Regions from separate parts of the Homo sapiens genome. Here region 2 is linked to region 1. Evidence: chromatin loops called from intact Hi-C (ENCODE). Cell type or tissue: PC-3. All regions are shown on one strand. Each heading gives the region's core, and the rest is flanking DNA. Links, peaks and the distances in the headings are about the cores only.

What was found. Hi-C counts contacts between places; a loop is a spot of excess contacts. Peaks named below come from ENCODE experiments on the same cell type or tissue, not always from the same donor. Only the 100,000 strongest peaks of a DNase experiment are listed, where the experiment ranks them.
Region 2: it touches region 1 in a loop (2.5-fold over the local background); 3 of 110 quality-filtered maps call a loop at or near these places.

The regions. Positions count from the first base shown.
Region 1 is chr2:188,368,302-188,371,227 of GRCh38, reverse strand. The region is part of intron 1 of GULP1 (GULP PTB domain containing engulfment adaptor 1); the gene reads right to left. Among named protein-coding and RNA genes, the nearest start is that of MIR561, 72 kb to the right of the region's middle. In PC-3, for the core only: CTCF peaks have their summits at 1,457 and 1,663 (motif pointing right); a DNase peak (open chromatin) is centred at 1,677.
Region 2 is chr2:188,198,225-188,201,150 of GRCh38, reverse strand. All of the region lies in intron 1 of LINC01090 (long intergenic non-protein coding RNA 1090), which reads left to right. Among named protein-coding and RNA genes, the nearest start is that of LINC01090, 88 kb to the left of the region's middle. In PC-3, for the core only: no CTCF peak of the experiment used is centred there; a DNase peak (open chromatin) is centred at 1,350; H3K27ac peaks cover 796 bases.

The DNA.
Region 1 (2,926 bases), core at 230-2,729:
ACCTGCCAAGAAACCCTGCTTCAGAAAAAAATCATAAACAGTATGAAATTTGAAAGAATATAACCATTTGTACAAATGATTAAAAACTGCAGCCTAATCAAGGAAACCATAGTATTCAAACTACTTACATCTTGCCAGCTGATTTGTAAATACAGCAACCACGGACTTACTGTATGTCTGAATTAGATAAAAATTACATCATTTTCTTTGTGCCTGGGAAATAGTAAATGCTCAATAGATGTTTAGGAAGAGTTTGGGTAAAGAATGAAAAGTGTTAAAGAGAGGAGAAAAATCTTATCAATAGGTCACCAATCTCCACCCTGCCAAAAATCAAACCAACAATCATCACACACACACACATACACACATGCTTAAAGGGAAGTAACACATACATTTGAAAGTATATTCTCTTAAAGACAATCCCCCCTCAAATTTAAAAAATGCTAACTGTGCTTTTGGCCAATGTTACATGTGTAATTTCTTGAGTGTTAGCTCAAGGACTTACTTTGCAGAGAAGCAATTTATTCAAGACAGAGACTACACTGTGAGATGCAATCTTTATTATGTTTTAAAACTGAAATAGCCTCAAATACTTACAGACGTCAACATTATCAAGTAAGTTTAATTCCCAGTATAAGTGGTTTATGTGTTTTTAAGTCTCATCTATGGATTGAAATAACCCATAAAGTAGTTAGTAAATGACAATTAATTTGTAAGGAAAATTGTGAACTAAATGAGGAGGGCATAAATAAAATATGCAATGAGATCCAAAGAAAGTCTCAAAAACTCAGTGAGGAATAGTTATGTCTCATTCATTGATTGTTTTGCTCAAAACAGAAATAAGGTAAACAAAAATATAAGGTCAACCAAGAGCAAGTTTCTGTGCTAGGTACCATAGATTGTCCAACCAGTGCACTTGTGACAAGGAATTTCTCACTATGCTCAAACTGGCCATCTGTGTGCTCTCAAAATGCCTGCCATGCCTATAAATCTCATCTGTGAATGTCATCCCCCATTCTCCTGCTGGAAGAATAACCCTACCTTAAGACAATCAACATAAGCCTTTCCCCCTCTGAAGATACGAGAGTAGGCACCTGAGCTAAGACTAGATCATCTAAGGCTTACGTGGGGATCTGGCACAAAACCTCCACCTAAGCAAAGCAACAGCAGCTTGGGCAACAAAGCAAGACCCTGTCTCTACAAAAAATACAAAACAAATTAACCAGGTGTGTTGGCACACACCTGTAGTCCCAGCTACTTGAGACGCTAAGAAGGAGGACTGCTTGAGTCTGGGGAGTCAAGACTGACGTGAGCCATGATGGCACCATCACACTCCAGCGTGGGTGACAGAGGGAGACTTCCGTCTCTTAAAAAAAATGCAACAGTAACAGTGAATTACCTGAACCAAGAATAGGCTCTAGACTCTGAGCGGGATGGGAAGAGAATTAGTCTGTTTGTAGCTGGAGCAGAAAACCAAAGACACAGAGGAATAAGATACTTTACAGATGTTATAAAGCAGTAGAGTTCATGAATAATAAGTATAAGTGATAAGAAACCGAGACAGAAAATGGTAGAGAAACATCTACAATAAAGAGAGTACTGGTGGCAGCAAGAAAAATATGACAGAGGGAGCTGTCATCCCAATGGCAGAGGATCAACTCTGTCACTAGGGGGCAGAGAGGGAATCTACTCAGAAGAGCCACACTAGTTACGTCCCAATTCTGAATCTCAGTCCATCTTCCCCGGGTTCTCTTAAAGACTGGACATGTTGGCTGGGGTTCCTGTCTTGTTCATCTCTAAACTTAGCCTTTCTGAGGTGAGTGAGTTTTTTTTTTTCTTGCAATCAAAAGAATCTATCATAATCTTTTCTGTCTGGTCTCCTTAACATCCATTCAAGGAACTTGTCTTAAAATGATGAATGAACAAAACTTTGATTGTATACAACACTGTAAAAATATTTTTTTTACAGCCAGGCATGGTGGCTCACACCTGTAATCCCACCACTTTGGGAGGCCGAGGCAGGCGGATCACCTGAGGTCAGGGGTTTGAGACTAGCATCACCAATATGGTGAAACCCCATCTCTACTAAAAATACAAAAATTAGCTGAGTGTGGTGGCATGCACCTGTAGTTCCAGCTACTCAGGAGGCTGAGAAAGGAGAATTGCTTGAATCTAGGAGGCAGGTTGCAGTGAGACAAGATCACACCACTGCACTCCAGCCTGGGCGACAGAGTGAGACTCTGTCTCAAATATATATATATATATATATATATATATATATATATATACACACATATATATATACATATATATATATTCTATCTATTAATACACTCTCAAAGAATTATACTAACCCAATGAAAAGAAAAAAAAGGCCACATAAATTTGTTATGTGTCTTAAGTCACTGAAAAAAGTGTAGTTTTCAAAAAAGGAAATATGTTTTTCATTTATACATAACTGTTCTATAGCTAATTCAAAGCAATAACAACAAATAAACCTATGCTGTGGTTATCTTTTCTTTCTTCACAAGAACAGTAGGGCAAACATAACTTAACTTTGGCTTCTGTATTTTCTTTGTTATACTGAAAACATTTTTTTAACTAAAGTCTATTTTATTTATCTATTTACTTATTTATTTATTTATTTTAGATGGAGTCTCGCTCTGTTACCCAGGCTGGAGTGCAGTGGTGTTATCTCGGTTCACTGCAACCTCTGCCTCCTGGGTTCAAACAATTCTCCTGTCTCAGCCTCCCAAGTAGCTGGGACTACAGGCGCATGCCACCACATACAGATAATTTTTCCATTTTTAGTAGAGATGAGGTTTCACCATATTGATCAGGCTGGTCTCGAACTCCCGACCTCAAGTGATCCACCCGCCTATGCCCCCAAAGTGCCAGGATTAAAGGCATGAGCCACCACACTCGG
Region 2 (2,926 bases), core at 289-2,788, 170 kb after region 1:
CTGTCTCTTTGTCTCAGACTTAAAAATACTTTTACTTTGCTTTTTGGCATGAATCGCTTAATCAGTCTTCCTGTTACTCTGAACTTTTGCTTTTTTCCAACTCTGCCTCATTATTTTATTCATTAATTTCACCTTTACAGACTTCCTGCTATCTGTTAGCTTTGCTCCAAGCATTGGAATTCTAGAGATACAAGGCAGTCACTGGCTTCATGGAGATCTTCTTGTCTTAATTTCACTGTAATATTTAATTCAAGTCAATTAAGTAAAAATTTACTAGCATTTCCTATGTTTTAATCATCCTGAGGAAAAGAAAGATGGAGAACTGTCTCCGATCTTAAGAAATTCATAATCAGATTAGAGAGAGCAATATTTACAAACATAGGAAAGTGTATTAAATGTTGAGATAAATGTTTTTTTAACTTGTTATGGGAGTTTTGAGAAAAGATCTGATTTTATACCATTGAGAACAAGGTAGAGAAAGAGGAAGGCTTATTACTACATTTGACATAAATGGTTCATTTCCTCAATGTGTGCACATCCAAAAGAGACCCATTGCCTTGTTGTCGTTTTACTGGTGTAATTTCCCCTGAGAAATTTAACTAAAGTTTTCATTTTTTATATTTCTTTATAGTTGGAAGGCCTAGCAGTCCTAGATGAAAGACAGTGGTGATATATGTTGAGGAGTGAAGGAAGTTGGAGAAATGGGCACCTGGGGAAGAAGCATTAAGTGTTGATTAATTTAGTCCAACAAATGTATTGAACACAAACTATGCCAAGCACTGTTGTAGGTTTTGCACATGCAGCAGTACACGAAGCAAACCAAAATCTACCCTAATGGAAGTTGTATTCCTAGTGAATAGGATACTTAAGAAATAAATAAATATGCAAAAAGCATAGTATGCCAAATGATGAGGGCTATACAAATATATAAAAGATTTTAAAAATATTTTTATATCTCACAGAAAAGAGAGGGGGATTTTTAGAGTAGACCTACTTTACATAGAATAGTTAAGAAAGTCCTCACTTACAGGGTGACGTTTGCACAGAAACTTGACCATGGCAAGGGAGTGAGCTGTGAGAGTATCTGGAGGAAGAACATCACAACTGAGAAGTACAATGCCCCTGAGGTACAAGAGACAACAAGGAGGTATTCCAGGGTACAGTGATCAAGGAAAAGAGAATTTTAAAAATGAGATTTACAGAGAGAGCAGAGAGTCAAATCTTGTAATAACAGAAATGACTGTGGGCTGTTCAAAGAGTAGGGAGAGAGAATAACTATGGTTAATAGGGAATGAGTCATTAACTCGTGGTCAACATACCGAAGATCCACATGCAAGTTTAGGTAGCAGACCAGGAATTCACCCTTTCCAAGGACAGGAATTCAGTCTAGGGAATGTTTAATCTGATTTTCCTATTTTTAGAAAGTAAAATGGGCAGAAAGGACTTGAATTTGGAGTCGAGAAGTTTGTTTCTTGTTTCTGCTCTGCCCCTAACTAGCTATCTAGGGCTAATAAATTTTAAATCTCTGGGTTTCCTTTTTGTTTCTCCTTTGAAATGAAGAGATGTTTTCTATATGTTATGTAAGCTTTAAATATTCAATTCAAGGCTAAGTGGTGAGTCCAACCTAGTGCTACAAATACTTACTATTTTTAGAGGGCCCAGAAAGCCAGGTTTATTCTTATTTTTTAAACTTTTGGGGAATCCTATAAAATAACAGTTTTTTCTGTTCATTTCTTTGTTTCTGAGAGAAGGCCTATTCCTCTGGCTAGTTTTCCAGCTTGACTTCTGAGCTCAACAAGGTAGAAGACAGAACAGTGAATCTGGAGGCATTCTCTGAGATCTTTGCACACAACGGTTCATCATCCTCTGTAAAGGGCATATGCACATAATTTCTGCGGGCAAAAGCTTAACTTTTTAAATAGAAAACAAATAAATAGTTACTTAATTTCTCCATTTTAACATATTAATATAGTTTATGATCTACATTTCAGAATATTTTATTTTTTTAGATAGGATCTTGCTATGTTGCCCAGGCTTGAGTGCAGTGGCTCTTCATAGGCACAATCATAGCTCACTGCAGCCTGAACTCCTGTGCTCAAGTGATCCTCCCACCTCTGCCTCCCAAGTAGCTGGCCTACAGGAGTGTGTTGCCACTCTTGACTACATTTCAGAAATTTAGAAACCATGTTCACATATGAGTTAATGTATAGCTTGGTCTGGGTTTTCAATGTTAAGTTCAAGAAGGACTTTTTTCTTTCTTATTTTCAACTACAATTTTATGCATAATTTATCACTGAATAATCTAAGTCCTGAAGTAAAAATATTATATTATGTAGATGACTCATAAGATAGAAGATACTGCTCTAATTTTACTTAGTTATCCTTTTTGACCTATGAAAACTGGATTATTCTCAAGGCCTTATTGATGCCATTGTGGTCATAGGTTCCAGTGCCTGAGATTCAACCAATGAGTTAAATACCTAAGCTACAATGACATCCTTTTAAAGGGGCCACAATGTAAGGCAGAAAATACAATATCAATTACTTATTGAAACTCACCATCTTGATAGCAAAAGAATCCCAGAGCATACCTCTTGCTGACCCTGAGGGTGAAGGACAGCATTGAGGAAGCATCTAGAAGGGTGAAGAGTGAACATACTGACTATCACTTCAACACCTCATTGAAGAGTCAGTGTTGGTAGGTTGGTTTTTCCACCAGATCATACTAGAGTTATTCTTTCCTTCCCCTTTAAAAATTTCTATACCACTGTGAAAGGAAAATATCTTGGGCCCCCAAAAATCACTAAGGAAGACTCAAGCTGGAAACTGCTTAGGGCAAACCTGCTTCCCATTCTATTCAAAGTTATCCCTCTGCTCACTGAGACAGATCATATTTGATTGCCTCCATTGGAAAGGCTAATCAGAA